2 separate regions of the Mus musculus genome follow, and region 2 is linked to region 1. Evidence: chromatin loops called from intact Hi-C (ENCODE). Cell type or tissue: left cerebral cortex. All regions are shown on one strand.

Region 1 (8,000 bases):
GAATGTACAGCTGAGCAGCATCTGGAGCCAATCAGGGGATATCTGATGCCATGCTTATGTGAGCAGGTCACCCCTACCTGCCCTCTGTCTCCAGCCAGTCCTGACCTTTGGAGCAGCTCAGATTCCTCCCATGCAACCCACCATGAACCTGGCGATGTCACTTCTAGAGACTTTTGGGAGTCACCAGTTTTGGAGTAGGACATTCTTGCTCCAGCTGTTCCCTTGGCCAAGCTGGCTCTTCCAGGGATTGTTCTTATTTGGTACTGTTCCCCTTCATCCATGTGTCCCCAAATCCATTGGGCAAGCAACTGGCCTGCTATCTTCTCTCTACCCTGTCTCTACAAGCAGGAGGCAGGAACCAAGACCACAGTCCCCTCTCCAACTGGCTCCACCCAGGCCCTGGGCAGAACTAGCTCAGTGCACACTGTGGGGAAATCCACTCCTTGGTGGATATTTGGTTAACACACTTTCCCTCTGAACTCTACAAGTCCCCATCTACTTGGGGTGGTGGAAAGTTTAAGACTAGCAGGAAAACCCTGAGCCGAGCAATGGTGAGCTCTCTGTAGGTAGACAAATCTATTTTTAGGGAAATGGAAACAATCCTCACCCAACATCGTGAAGCCAACGTTAGCATCTGACACGGAGGGCAATGCTTCACTGGGGTGTCAGGGACGGCCTGAAAGAGTGCCACCGAACACTCCTAATGCTGACAGACACGGAGAGTGAGTGCAGCACACAAAAAGTGTTTTATTTCTAGGAGTTCACAAATCTGAGGTCAGCACACATAAGTGATACCATGTCATCAGGGAGGTGGGGTGGGGTAGTGTTCAAGACACAGGGGCAGAGCCCTTTGGACCGAACCTTATACAGCTTCACATTGGGAAAGTACGGGGGCGGAGGTGGTACAGCCCAGCCTTGGCTTTGGTAAAAGATTGCATAGCTTGTTAAAGCCCCAGGTTCTGTTTTCTGTTTTCTGTTTTCTTTGCTTGGTTGGTTTTTGCACTCATCCCTGGGTGGCTGGGGTGTCTGCCCAGCACACGGAAAATCCAGCCTCACCTCTCCCAGTGGGTTTTTCTACCTCCCCCTCCTAGGTGAGAAAAGGACTGGGCAGGGGGTGCGTGAGAGGGCTCACAGGGGAACTACAGGTCTTGAGGGTAGGCCACTGGGGGCCCAGGGAAGGGTCCTGCTCTTCACAACCCTGTTGCAGTTAGATTTTTATTTTATTTTATTTTATTTTATTTTATTTTAATTTTTTTGCTGAAAGGGCCACAGGAAATGTCCATGGGTGAGAACCCCAGAGGCCACAGCTCCTTCCCTGGAGCACTTGGAAACCATACCTGCACAGACAGCAGGCCAGAGGATGCAGCTCTAGGCCCCCACGGCCTTGGCAGTGTCTTCAGATTCGAATGTGGAAGGTGCTGTAGAGAGAAAAAGCACAGAGAGGATGAGAGACTGTGGGTGGAGCAGAAGGCTCAGTAGGGAAAGCTCATCTAACCCTGGTCATCTCCTTAAGGAAAGCTGCACAGAGGTAACCACAGGAGGCTAGAAAGGAGCAGCTATCCAGTTTTCAGCTAGAAGGGTCTAAACCACCCCCTCCCCCCAAGGCTTGATCTTTCCTGTGCACCATGGGTGATCTTGATCCCTCTCATGATGGGAATAATCATATAAGAACCAGTCATGTATCTGGGAAGCCAGGGCTCGACCAGGTACTTCAGGCCTGTTTATATCATTGCCTATGGAGATCCCATGAGACCAGACAGTCAGCTCTGACCCCAATGTTCTGGCCTATCCCACCCAAGCCCAGCTCCTGGGGTAACAACACCTGAGAAAATCAGGGGCCTTGGCGATCATGTCCTCAAAGTCAGCAAAGCCCAGCTTGCCGTCACCATCCAGGTCAGCCTCTTCAATGACTTTGTCACACACAAGCACTACCTCATCCTCTTCCAACTCAGACTTGGTGAGTCGGGCCAGCGTCATCTCTAAGTCTTCTTTACAGATGAAATTGTCAGTGTTGAAGTCTGTGAGGTTAGGAGGGATGGAAGGAGATGGTCAGAAGAGGGCTGAGCCCCTCCAAGGGCCTTCGAGGACAGAGGTGTCCTGTCCAGTATGACTCCTTCCTCCTAGCCTACCACACTGAACTCTCTACCAGCCTCTGGACTCCCCAAAGTATCTCTATGAACTCAGAGAACACTGGGGTCCATGTCCCCACTAAAGGGAACCAACAAGCTCACATACAAGGTATATATCTTAACACGGGCAACAAATTAACATTTGAGGGACCCACAAACCCCCACAATGAAGGTATATACAGCCACAGCCCAAGCAGTTCCAAATACAAACCCCCTGAGAGCTTTCCACTCAAGCCAGAGTCTTCCTGGCCTCACCTCACATTGGACTCCTAGAGGCAAGGAAGACAGAACCCAGAAAGGCCAGTACCTAAGTCCAAGTCGGAGATCCAATTGGAGGTAGAGCTAAAATTCTGACTAGGACTATTTAACTCTAAAACCCACATTTTCTCAATGGCACCTCGTCACCTCTGGTAGGCCTCCACATACAGACATAACTAATTAATGCATATGCATGTTGTATGTGGTAATCATGTACAACTTAGCCTGTCAATTAAAAAATATATATATAAATCAAGAGATACAGGATCGTCCTAGAGAGAGGCAAACATTTTGTGCACAGAGTAGGGGCACTGTTGGGTCTCCTGGGCAAAAGGCACTCCCACTATCCCCAGAACATGACACAGTGGCCCGGTGGGCTGGGCCATGTGCAGGCTCAGCGTGGTTAGCTCTGTTGCCTCTCCTACTCTCCCAGCGAAGCTGCCTGCTCTGTGCTCTTGGTTTCCCATGCCTCTGATGCCTTCCCGACAAATACCCACTTGGCCTTCAAGTCTCTTCAAGCGTCATTTTCTAGATAGACTGTCCCTCTAAGTGCCCACAAGGCTGGCATAAATGGTATTGATGAAGACCAGAGCCACTCTTGCTTGTTTGCGTAAACCATGCCTGAACTCTGCAGGCAAAAAAAGCTGGGCTGGAGAGGACAAGGACCTCCCAGAGGTCACAACCGTGGCCATGGTCAGACTTAGAGCACAAGCTCTTCAGTGTAACCTGAGCTGCCCACCTCTGCCCCTGCCTGTGAGGGCCTCCACAGTGGACATGAGGTGGGATTTGTCTCTGCTTCTGAAGGGCCTGCAGAAGGTTCCATGAAAAGACCTGCTGCTATCTGCCTAGTGGGCTAGATAAGAGTCCTAGGTCAATTTAACAGTAAAAAGCTGAGACCTCCGTGTGCTCTGCATTTTCTTCTTGTAGGAAGACAACAAGCCTTTCCCAGGGGCATCACTCTGGGTTCCTAGGCTGAAGGATAATGGGTGAAATTTTCGAAGATACATTTATGGAGGGTGGATAGGCAGGGTCTGCTTTCTCATATGCAAACACCATGTGTTGCACTGTGTATCTAAACCAAAGTCCTTTGAAATAAACATGGTAGCACAAAATTAACAGATAGCCCTTGATGGGCCCACTGCTTTAATATCCACCAACTTCTCAAAGGTGTGGGAAGGTTTGTAGTCTTTCCATATGGTCTAGTAAACGTTCAAGACACGGGGAACAAGCTGTGTGGTAGTCTTCATGTAGCTATGGAAAATTGGGCGTGCCCAGCGCCCTCTAGTGGCCAGTGAGTCAGCAGGCTGGAGAAATGGGATGACCCTATCTCTGGCCTGTAAGGAGGACTCGTCAGGATTTCCCTCTCTTCCTGGCTCATCATCATGTCTCAAGAAGTCTGGCCCCTAGGTTTAGCCTGACTTTTCTAGTTCACATATGGAAGTTTCCCAGTGACCTTTCTAGAACACAACTGCCCTTCCCTCTCTGAACCCTGTAGTGTCCTGGTCCTGAGCACTGGGCCCAAACTCCTCACAGCCTAGGTGTCTATACTCTCACAGACCCCTCCCACCACATCCTAAACCTTCCTTATATTGGCAAGCCTTGCTGCGCACTCTGTTGGGGTGCTTGTCCTATTGCCCCAGGGGACTAATATCCCCTGGTCCTCTAGTCCCTGACACCATATTCCTCACTTTATTATCCCCCCCCCCCGAGTGGGTGAGTCTCCCCTTCTCTCTGAAGATGTGTCTCAGGCATGACTTGTGCCCTCGAGGCAGGCATTCCTCCAAGCCTTAGTGTGCTCAGCAATAACTGGATGGGGCAATGGCTCACAAGATGCTCCTTCCAGCAATGCAGTTCTGTCTTGCTGCCAGCCCTTCCTTACCATAGATCTTGAAGGCATAGTTTGCCTTGAGCTCCCGAGGCGCTGATTCGCAGAGCACAGAGAACATGTCCACAAAGTCATTGAAGGTGAGGTTCCCCTCGCCATCCTCGGAGAAAGCCTCCACAATCCTCTCTTTGAAGGGATTCTCCTGAAGAAAAGCGCAGCCATCACTTAGGGTAGGAAAGGCAGGGGGCTCAGGCCAGTCTGAGGGCAGCCTATGACAGCCTGCATGTGTGGCCTCCAGAGAGACAAGGACCACATCTACTTAACGGCTATTGGAGGAGTTGCCAGGTTAGATGTGTAAGGCGTTGATCTGGGACCTGGTTCAGCAAGCATGTTCCCATGCTACACAGGATGCATACATGAGCACAGCAAGCCAAGAAGAGCCTGCACACCAACTGTCTCATTTTTCAGAGGCACATTCAGAGGCTCCTTCCTGTACTTACTGGGCGGTGTCCCCAGCAAAAGAAGACAACTGCTCCAGGAAGCCTTAGGTACAGCCTAATTCAGGCCAGAATGGAAGTGGGGAATGGAAGTGAGGCCCCAAGATGTCAGGTAATTGGACCAACACAAGCAGCAAGAGGTGATTCTGATGCCTCCAGCCACACAGCCTGTTAGTTCTCATTCCCAGCATCTGCCTCTGTTCCTTCTGGTGATGCCAAAGTGTCCAGGACCCACACTCCTTCCATCACAGCTGCTCAGCCTGAATCATCCCCAGGGACCTGAAGACAAGGACCCTGCAGGGCCTCACATTCTCTCTAGAAGACAGGCAGTGATTTCTAGGGCTAAGCTGCATTTATGCTCGGCATCTCTAAGGACAGAGTTGAGATGCAGGGCCAAGGCGATGCCATGTAGCTCTCTTACCCTGCTGTAAGCCGTACATGCCAGGCCTGCCAAGTCCCACTGCAACGTGGAATTGTGCCCAATGCTTTTTTACTGTGGGAGTAACCTTTCTATATGCCATGCTGAAGAACTCAAGAAACTTTCCATGAGTAAGTGGCCCGAGGACCCATACCACGCCCAAATCCAAATGAACATTCTAAAAAGACTCCCAAGAAATTCAAGTCTGAGATCTGTCATTAGAGATGACTAAGAATCCATGACCAGACAGGGAAAAGAAAGAAAAATTATCTAAAAGAACAGACCAAGGCTTGCTGAGTACAGCCCAGGCTATTCCACATAGGGATAGGCAGGTGTTTATAGGCCACTGGCTGGGCAGTGGGCAGCTACAAATCCACAGGACACCTACCAAGCGCCACACCCTTCCACACTCACTTATGCAACATGACTATTGGGAAACTGGGGCACAGAGAGCTTCAGTGGACGGTTCAGGGCAACACATTCACAATGGCTTGAGCCATTGTTGCAATATGGATCTGGGCCTCTAACTCCCTGCCTGGACATGGATTCCCCGTGCTCCAACCCACCAGCAGCAGCCTCTCACCTACCCGGAGCTCCGGCATCTGAATGATGAGGCTCATGGGTACATGGACGATGGGACTCTTCCTGTAGTCCATCGGGACGAGGTTGGGAGCCAGCTCATAGAACCGTGCATGAAGCCTTTGAGAGAAGCAGAGGAAAAGGCACTAGAGGTTGCCAACCCTGAGCCCCAGTGACCCAGTTGCTACCCCGTCTAGGTCCTTATCCAGGATCTAGTGAGGGGCCAATAGGAGGTATCTGCTCTGTCCACGATGGGCATAACCTGGGGGGGGGGGGGAGCAGGTTCTGGTGAATCCCTGTGCTGATGACCCAACTTCCCAGGCCCTCCTTGCTTCCTAAACACAGACATGTACCAGCACCATTATCCCCACCCCCATACTTCCTCCCTATCCCCCTGCTGGGCAACTGTCACCCACCATCCTCTTTCTCTGTCTCTCTCACCCTCTCTCCCCTCCTCTTCCTCTCCTCTCACCCTGACCTGATTTTGTTCCTCTCCAGGAACACATCTCCATCAAAGGGCCTAAGGTCACAAGGGATAGAGCAGAAAGGAGAAACCCCCAAACCCCATTCTTTGTGTGAGAGAGGGTCAGAAGACACCCGCGTGGCCAAATAAAAACTGGACTCTAGGCAAGAGGACACTGAGTTTCTGTTATTTTCTGCATTGAGGAACATTGCCGCCCCCCCTTTTTTTTTTATAAAAGTCCTTGCAACAGAATTTATATTTGGCAACTGATGTGCTTTTTGGAGGAGGCAGAGGTTGACAGGGTCTCACCACATAGGCAGGCCTTGCTAGCCTCTTCCTTGGGCAGCCTGAAGCCTCCCCAGGCTCAGAATGCCACACTCAGCTAATTCATTCACCTTTAACAGATCCATTGTGTTTCTGATTACATTTACTAGACCTGAACATCTACTCCCCTCCCCCTGTACTAGGGGTGACACTGCATGCCTCTTGACATTAGCATGTGCCCCCAAAATTGTGGGGGTTGCTGCAGTAGGAGCTTCAAGCCAGGCTGAGGTTAGAAATGCGCCTAAACCACTCTCTAGCTAGTGGGGTGACCTTGGGTAAATATGAGTAACTGCAGAGAATAATTTTCAGTCAGAAACTGGAACCAGTCTATCATTTTCCACACTTGTGTGGGCTAAATAGGACAGAGTTCATAAAACTCTCTGGTGGGCTGAAGCAAAGTCAGGGAAGGACCTGAGTTCAATCCCCAGAACCTATGTTTAGAAAGAAAGGAAGGAAGGAAAGGAGGGAGGGAGGGAGGGAGGGAGGGAGGGAGGGAGGGAGGGAGGACCTACATCTCTGTCACTTCTTTCCACTGAGTCAAATAAAAAAGATGTATACTTCTGTGTCCTGTCATAACCCCGAGAACCAGAAATGACGATCATGCCACTCTAGCTGCATGAAAACAGATGTGGAACCCCATGGATGGTTTTGGAAGTTCACAGAACCCTTCCGACCACTAAGGAGGAGGAGTCCAAGTTCAAAACCAGCCTGAGCTATACAGGGGGTGACCCCGTCTCAAAAACAAAACACCAACTAATGAACCAAAAGCCGACAAAGCCCAACTCCAAAACCCCCAAACCGAAAATCGATAAATAATAAATAGACAAAGAGAGATGGGGGGAGACTGATAAGGAGAGGGAAAAGGGGGGCGGGGACAAAGCCAGAGTCCAAAGACTGAAACAGGTACTGCAAAGGTTTGAAAACAGCCAACTCTCTAGCAAGATCTTGTCTTAACCACCTGCCTCCCACGCTCCCCACCACCGTAAGAAAACACAGACAGACAGACAGACAGAAAAGACACTGACACCAGACTGAGACGAGTTGAACCCAAGTATGAGTGAGATGTAGCCTGTGATACGCAGCGTTTGGAATCATTAGGAGAAAGATGGTTTCCTCTGAAAAGTCATAAACAGACCACAGGAGTGCCTGGCTCTCGCATGGTTTTTTTTTTTTTTTTAATATATTACATTTTTAGAAGAGAAGGAATTAAATTAAATTTTCAAATCTATTTGCCAACATTTACACACAGAAAGACGTCTACACGGCGCATTTGTTTGGTGATCTTGCTGGGGCTGGGAGCAGTTATTTCTGCAGCAATGATCCAGGGATTGGCCCACTTCCTTTACTCATGGTGCAGGTTAGCCCTTGCAGGCAGTTTAAGTTTCTGACACCCCGTGTACAACAAAGATAAATAAAAAGTAATTAAAATCGATTACATACATTCTTTTAAAGGTTAAGAAAATAAATAATAATCACTTAGCAAATTCCTCAGGGTGTCAAGTGGGTA
Region 2 (8,000 bases), 110 kb before region 1:
GAAACACTTAGAACTAGGGCAGGTCCACAGTGTCCATTAGACAGACCAGAGCTTGCAACTTAACCTGCAGACACACTTCAGCTTCATACAATGCTCTTCAATGAGGTCTCAATCAAGAAACTCAAGGAGCTGCCTACATGAAAGTCAGCTTAGTTTCAAACCCTGAGACAGCCTTCCTTGCCAGTTATTATATGGTAGATGTACATACTTATATGCCTCACAGACACACACTTGAGGATCGGACCTCCTCCCATGTCTATTAATTTTAACACTCTCATCATCTGCACCACTGTGCACACTTATTCTTCCACCATGTCACAACTTACACACAGCGGTCACTGATGGAAATTAAATATTGGTAGATAAACAAATCAGTGAGTTAATGAGGGAAAACACATTACATGTTACACAGTTCCTACTCTAAAATCTTGCTCTTAGTAACAGAAGTACATGTGAAATCATTGTATCTCCAATCCCAGACTTGTGGTTTATTTAATCATAGTCGTCCTGAAGTGCCCCTACATACTTGATGAATGAATAAATCTAGCATCACTGGCAGAGATTCAAAAGTTTATGCTTTAAGTACTAAAATAACTGATAATCAGATAAAATTATAAATTAATATTAAAATATGAAACATCTTTAAATGTCTTTATAAACAGTTGGCTGAATAGAATCTTTTCTTGATAATTAGGGTACACACATATACATTTGCCAATGCCTGCACAAATCTATTAACATTTAGTTATGTCTTTACAATAATTAACTCCAAATACCCACTGCTATATAATGTGGAACACTGCTATTTTGGGAGGAGCAGGGTTGTAACAGGGTCCCTCTATATATCCCTAACTCTCCTGGAACTCACTAAATAACCAGGCTGCCCTTGAACTCTCAAAGTTCCACTCTCTGCCTCCCAAGTGCTGCATCATCGTGCATGCATCACCATGACCCCCAGACCTTGCTAATTTATTTACAATTACCTATAAAATAATGATCTAAGCTAAAATTACAGTAACCCCACATTTGATATATCTCCAAATTAAATCATAAATACCTTCCAAGTATCTTGCCATACCAGAACCATAAACGCATTAGAAACCTCAGCATCATATCTTCGTATCCATATTCAACCAACTCCTAAGTCGGTTCCTCTTCCCTGGTTTATATGGACTCTAGCTAGTGTCTGTCTACACGTATTTAGCTCACCTCAGCACACTCCTCGCTCCCATCATATTTCCAGTGCACACCCACTATAAACCATCACACAGACTGATCACTTGGCTTCCCTACCCAACATTTTCAGTGTCCCCAAGATCTACCTCTCCATCTACATAAAAATATTCAAATCTTTTCTATGTATGTTATGGTGGGTGGTGGGGGAGGGGTAAGTTGGACTTTACCCAACAGCTGCGAAAAATCTAATTTTGAGGAATAAGAAAAGCATATGCCAACTTCTTGTCCTTCTTACTCATGATTAGTAGAGGAAGTAGCTAGGGGAATATACAAATAACAAAAAAGAAAAAAGGATAAGCACAAATGGCAGGAATTTTACAGACCATGTTACACTTAGTGTGGACAGAAATAAACACAAAGCCCAGAATCCTTATATCATGGCACTCTGAAACACAAACGGCTCTGCATTCTAAGGACTCAGAGGGCTCGAGCAGCTCCTGGTGCCAGGTCTTCCCTGGGCCACCAGGAACCAGGAGAAGCAAGGAAGGATCCTCCCCAAAACTCTGAGAAGGCCTGACCTTTGACACCCTTGACATCAAGTTAGATAGATATGTGTCCAAAACAAACAAACAACAGATTTTTTTTAATACATGAGATAAAAATTTTTAAAAATTGGAAGGAAAAATACATAAACTCACAATTACAGTTAAGATACGTTAATGTCCTTTCACTATTTGATAGAACACTTACAGTCAGTAAAGATACATAAGAACTCAATGCAGCATCCCTCAAAATAGGATCTGAGAGTTCGAGAGAGCAGTTTTCTCAAGCTTCTGAGATTCAGGAGATAAACAAATGTTCCCATGTCTGAGACAGCAGAAACCTGCAAGACGCTGGAAGGCCCCTTTCCATCTCTACTGCAGCAGTAAAAAACTACCAGGAAAGGAGACTCTGACCAGTGGGCACAGCAGAGAAGAGATCTCCCTCTCTCTCAAACATGTCCAGCTACTTGCAAGAAATGCAGAGGGAGAGGCTGGAAAGATGGCTCAGGGGCTAAGAGTAAGAGCACTGACTGCTCTTCCAGAGGCCCTGAGTTCAATTCCCAGCAACCACATGGTGGCTCACAACCATCCGTAATGGGATCCCATGTCTTCTCCTGGTGTGTCTGAAGACAGCTACAGTATATTCATATACATAAAATAAATAAATAAATCTTAAAAAAAAAAAGAAATGCAGAGAGAGCTGCACAGTTGCAGCTTTTGTGAACACCTGAGCACACACCTGTACACAAACCCACATGCACACACTACACATACATATAAAAATAAATAAAAACAAAAACTTGGGAGAATGGATAGATGCTCAGTGGTTAAGACCAACGACTACTCTTCCAGACTGTGTGTAACTCCAGTTCCAGGGGATCTGATAAGAAATACATCAAACAAAGCATCCATACACACAAAATAAAAATTGAGATTATTTAATCTCAAAACAAATTTTAATTTAGAAAATAAATTTCAAGTTAATAATCTAAGCTCTTCTCCCCATAAAGAAAGAAAACCCAGGACAAGTAAGGCCTAGGAAACTACAGATAATGGGGCCAGAGCCTGAACTGACCATCTTCTGTAAGCAGGCAAAGCTTCCAGTGGAGGGACTGGGACACCAACCCAGCTACAAAATCTGAAAACTAAAGAGAAAAAACATAGGTAAGCTGCTAGCTACAAAATGTGTTGCGGTAATGTGGCACAGAATTTGTGGGAGTGGTCCAAGCTGGTCCAGCTTGAGACCCATGCCACTAGAGGGAGCTACGGACCATGTCTGACACAGCCCAGAGGCTGGATACCCCAGAGACCTAGAATAAAACCAAATACATCCAGCAAAGTAAAGAAAGAAATAGGCAATGAAATGAATCCTAATGATATTCTGCTTACTCTAGAGCCTAGCATAATTGTAATTAGAGGCTTTATCCAGCAGAGACCCACAACCAAACATTAGGCAGAACTTGGGGAATCCTGTGGAAGAGGAGGAGGAAGGATTGAAGGAACCAAGGACACCACAAGAAAACCCACTGAATCAATAAACCTGGGCTTATAAGGACTCACAGAGATTGAACCGACCTAGGTCTTCTGAATGTATGTTACAGTTGTGTAGCTTGGTATTCTTGTGGGACTCCTAACAGTAGGAGTGGGGGCTGTCTCTGACTCTTTTACCTGCTTCTGGGACCCTTTTCTGAAATGGAAACTTAAGGGTTCTTTGGAAAGTCGGTTGGATGGTGTTTTGCTGGGGCAAACACATGAAGGAACATTTCGTTAAAGTGGACACAGGTGTGAAAGGCTAAGGCAGAATCATGAAGGAACGTTTCGCTGAAGCAGACACAGCAGAGAGGATGTTCTGCTGAAGCAAGCACATGAAAGGGTGCAAGATGAAGGATTCTTTGCTAACAACACGAATGCACTGCTCTGCCTTACACTGCATAGCTGAGATGCACTTGCCGGGATGCCATAGAGAGAAAGGCACCAAAAAACATCTGTTGGTGTACTGCAGGTTCTTGGCACTGCTGCAGACTCAAGCTGACTGGATGCATGTGCTGAGGCAAGAACTGTGCTCAGGCAAGGCACATGGAGGACACGTGATATTTGGAGGGTATAAAAAGGACTCCATGGAGTGACAGAGAGAGAGTTTAGCTTGCTGGTAGAACTAGCTGAGCAACACTCGTGAGAGAGGCACAGCTGAGAACGTCTCCTGGTTTTCCTGTTGGTCCCTCCTGTTGACTCATGCTGAGGCTGAGGCCTGCCTGTCTCTGCTAGGTCATGTCACCACTGTTGCTAACCTGACTCTACCAAACTGGACTGCTGGTGTAGTCATGAAGTGTTTATGAGTGGATGGAGCTGCTGCTGCCTGCTAACCTGTGAACTGAACTGCCAATTTCCAAACAACACAGATGGAAGTTACTCCAAAGAAACTTTCTAAACAGGTCCCCCGCCCACACCAACTCTCAACCCCCTATCCTTTCTTTTCCACTACTCTGGTTAAATGTGGGCTACAAGGAAGGTGTTTAAGAACCATCATTAAAAATAAGGTTTGAAAAAATTAAAGCTACACTTTTCCTCCTGCTGAGTTGCCTCATTCAGACTTAATATGAAGGAGGTGCCTAGTCTTTCTGAAGCTTGATATGCCATGTTTGGGTGATGTCCCTGGGAGGCCTGCCCTGTTTTGAAGAGAATTAGGGGAAACGTGGATCTGGGGGAAAGGGAACAGGGGGTGAGGGGGACTGACGACAGGGAAGAGGGGAAACTTAGGCCAGGATAAAATATATGGCAGAAGAATAAATTTAAAGAAGAAAATCCTAAAGCAAGCAAAAGTTAGGAAATAAGCCGGGTGTGGTGGCGCACGCCTTTAATCCCAGCACTCGGGAGGCAGAGGCAGGCGGATTTCTGAGTTCGAGGCCAGCCTGGTCTACAGAGTGAGTTCCTGGACAGCCAGGGCTACACCGAGAAACCCTGTCTCGAAAAAAAAACAAAAAACAAAAAAACAAAAAACAAAAACAAAAAAACAAACAAACAAAAAAGTTAGGAAATAAAGATAAAAGCAGACAAATCAATTTAAAAAAAACCAAAACAGAGAAACAAAAGGTTCAATGAAACATGGCTCCTTGAAAATACCAAGAAAATTACCCAGGAGGAATCAGTCTGGAGAATGCTTGCCTAGTGTATGCAAAGCTCTAGTTTCAATAGCCAGCAACACATAAACTGGGCAACACTCCATTTATGAAAGAAATAATTATAGCACTTAAATATTCATAAGGACAAAAGCCTTTTTAAAAACCCTCTCAATACAAACAAACAGCAATAGTTAATGAACTCACCATAAAGGCCAAATAATGCAGGCCATAAAGCAGGACTGAAACCCCTAAGCCAAGAGGAGCCACAGCGACTAAAGTAAAACTAGACCAATGGCTACTTTTCAAAATCAAAGGCTGAGAGGCCAAACCTACTCCATCTTGGAACCAAACTCCATCTAAGGAAGGAAGGAAGGAAGGAAGGAAGGAAGGGAGGGAGGGAGGGAGGGAGGGAGGGAGGGAGGGAGGGAGGGAGGGAGGGAGAGAGGGAAGGAGGGAGGAAGAAAAGGCCTGAAAACTTGGCCCACAGCTGCACCCAAACTGCACCCAAGTACCAGGAAGGACTACACGGCTTGTCCTTGGCCAGAGTTACTCCCTAGCTACTTCCTAGCAACAATCAATCAAAGATTAGTCTGATTGTTCCAGATGTGCTTTCAGACTGTTCATGATTGTATGCATCTTGCTTCAGAGCACCCACCGGTCAGCTTACAATAGACATTCGATTAGATCTTGCCAGGCTGGACCTCCGCCCCCTCCCTTACTTCCATTTTCTATAAAACCTTGTCCTGATGAGAGTTCGGGGCTGCTTCATCCAACTATCCTATGGGTCAGCAGTGAGTAAGCCCAAACTCAAGTTTGTAATAAAGAGATCCTAATGTCTCCTAATGCATTAGAGTCAGCTCCTTGGTGGTCTTTTGGGTTCACAAATGCTGCCTGGCACAACAAGGCAAGCTGCTGATGGCAAAGGCATATAGTCCCAGCCACCCAGTGAGATGCCAAAGCTTTTAAATTCAGACTCCATTTTAGAGAACCTGACCTAAGTTTGAACTCAGGTAGACTCACAGACTGGTATCTAGCATTTGTTTCCAAGTTGCCCCCCAACAGAACCTGAGCCTAGCTCTAGTCTCTAAGCTAATTAATCCCCAACAGAGCAGAGTTTCCAGGTTATAACCCCCAATCTCCAGGTTACACCCCCAACAAGACCCAAATTTCCAGGTTACACCCCATAACAAAACCAATGTCTCCAGGTTATTCCCCCCAACTAACCTGCACAAGCCGAACCCCTGCCTAACCAATGCAGAGGAGAACAGAAATTAAGTTTATGATATGACTCCCAGCACCAGCCAATTATGTTAAAGGCCACAGTAGCTTTCTAATTAGATGCTTGCACACATATTCCCTGCTTGCTGATTACTATAAAGTCTTGCCCCATAGACATTCGGGCTCCTCCACCACCAAAACCATCCTAAGTGACAGTGGTGCACTGGGGGGACCCAAGCTAGCTTAAATAGCTTTTGACTCCCTGCTGTGAGTTGCATCAGATTGGCTCCCTGGCACAACACCAGAAAGCTAAGACAGGACAGTAAACTGTTCAAGACCTGCCTGGGCAGTCACATGGGAGGCCAAGGCAGGAAGGACAGTAACAGGTTCGAGGCATGCCTGAGCAATTTAGTGAGACTATCTCAAAATAAAAAGAAAGGGCTAGGAGATAGCTCAGTGGAAGCATGTCTGCCTAGCATATAACAAAGTCCTAAATTCAATCCCTGTTATCATTACATTTTAAAAAGGAAATAGCATGCTTAGAGAAGCCAAATTAAGAAACTTGCTATCTATGTAGTATCATTGATGTTTTGTATCAAATGGTGTGGGAGAAGTAAAGTGTGGTGGTCCACACCTACAATCCCAGGACTCAGAAGATAAAAGGTGATAGTGTAGGAACACCCTGGGCTGCAGAGCAAGACCTTGTCTCAAAATAGTAGCATGCATATACATTTAACTTCCTTCTTTTTATGTAGAAGACAGGCTCCTCCAGAGAAACTGTTGGAACATAGTGGAAAAACTATAAAGAGTTTAAAGATATACTGCTAGACTCTATTCAAACCTGTTCTGCTTAGCATCTTTAATTGACAAACACACAATTAGCATTAAGTACAAAGCAATATCAAATACACTGAATGTAAGATTCTAGATTCAAAAAGACAGTAAAAGGTTGGGCTATTACTATAATAGTGGAAATATGTCTACATTTGAGTCCCAAATTCAACTGTACACGTATACAATGGAATAAATGTGAGTTACTCACGGAAGACCTTGGGACACTAACTGATGGTCAAGTAAACGTGAGTCAGTGACTTGCAGAGCGTGTGGGAGTGACAAACATACCAGTAACAGATTTAAGAGGCTGTAGCACAGCTCTATTCCTAGCACCATACCACTCCAACATGCTCAGGTTAGCCAAGGTCAAATGTAAAACAATTAAGAAACTGTTAGGGCTAGCCAGGTAGTGGATCTCTGTGAGCTCAAGGCCAGCCTGGCCTACAGAGTAGTTCCAGGACAGTCAGGGATACACAGAGAAAACCTGCCTCCAAAAAAAGGGTAAGGAAGGAAGGAGAGAGGAAGGAAGGGACAGACAGACGGATGGGATGAACAGAGGGAGGGAAGGAAGGGGGGAGAGACAGACAGACGAACTATCTATTACAGGCTAAGTGTGTACAAGTGTAGGTGCAGAGCCTGGGGGCCTGAGTTTGGACCCCAATCCTGTATAATGCTGGGTCTAGTGGTAGCAGTGCATCACTAACAAGGAGGACAGAAGCAGGACTGCCAGACTGTGGGCCACCAGCCTAACTCCAGGTTCAGTCAAAGATCCTACCTCATGAAAGAGGGAAAATAGTGGCAGAGGATGACAACCAATGCCTTCCTCTGGCCTCTGTACACACACACAATGGCACACACACGCATACACAAAGAAAGAAAGAAAAACTTGTGGTCAGATATGAAACAAATTTTTCCTAAGGGGAAAGAAAGCCCAGGTTTACAAAACCTTGATTATCTTTAATTATCTGTGGCCCTCTCTGTGCCAAGAATGAGACGTACTCTCAGTAGAACTAATTAACCATGACAATTTGTGAAAATGCATTGAAGTTCAACTTAATAGCAACATTAATCCACAGACAGCATGATCTGTATCAGAATCAGTTCCCTTACT

The links. Peaks named below come from ENCODE experiments on the same cell type or tissue, not always from the same donor. Only the 100,000 strongest peaks of a DNase experiment are listed, where the experiment ranks them.
Region 2: a loop joins it to region 1, with 3 times the contacts of the local background. A loop is called at or near these places in 16 of 42 quality-filtered maps.

Annotation. Positions count from the first base shown.
Region 1 is chr9:54,544,067-54,552,066 of GRCm38, forward strand. Sh2d7 (SH2 domain containing 7) reads left to right here. Exons shown (of 6, transcript NM_173778.4): 6 at 1-953. Cib2 (calcium and integrin binding family member 2) reads right to left here. Exons shown (of 6, transcript NM_019686.6): 3 at 5,715-5,826; 4 at 4,267-4,414; 5 at 1,823-2,018; 6 at 728-1,418. The coding sequence ends at 1,397. Among named protein-coding and RNA genes, the nearest start is that of Cib2, 12 kb to the right of the region's middle. In left cerebral cortex, a CTCF peak has its summit at 3,666 (motif pointing left); a DNase peak (open chromatin) is centred at 3,660.
Region 2 is chr9:54,435,478-54,443,477 of GRCm38, forward strand. All of the region lies in intron 13 of Dmxl2 (Dmx-like 2), which reads right to left. Among named protein-coding and RNA genes, the nearest start is that of Dmxl2, 62 kb to the right of the region's middle. In left cerebral cortex, a CTCF peak has its summit at 2,967 (motif pointing right); DNase peaks (open chromatin) are centred at 3,121 and 3,797.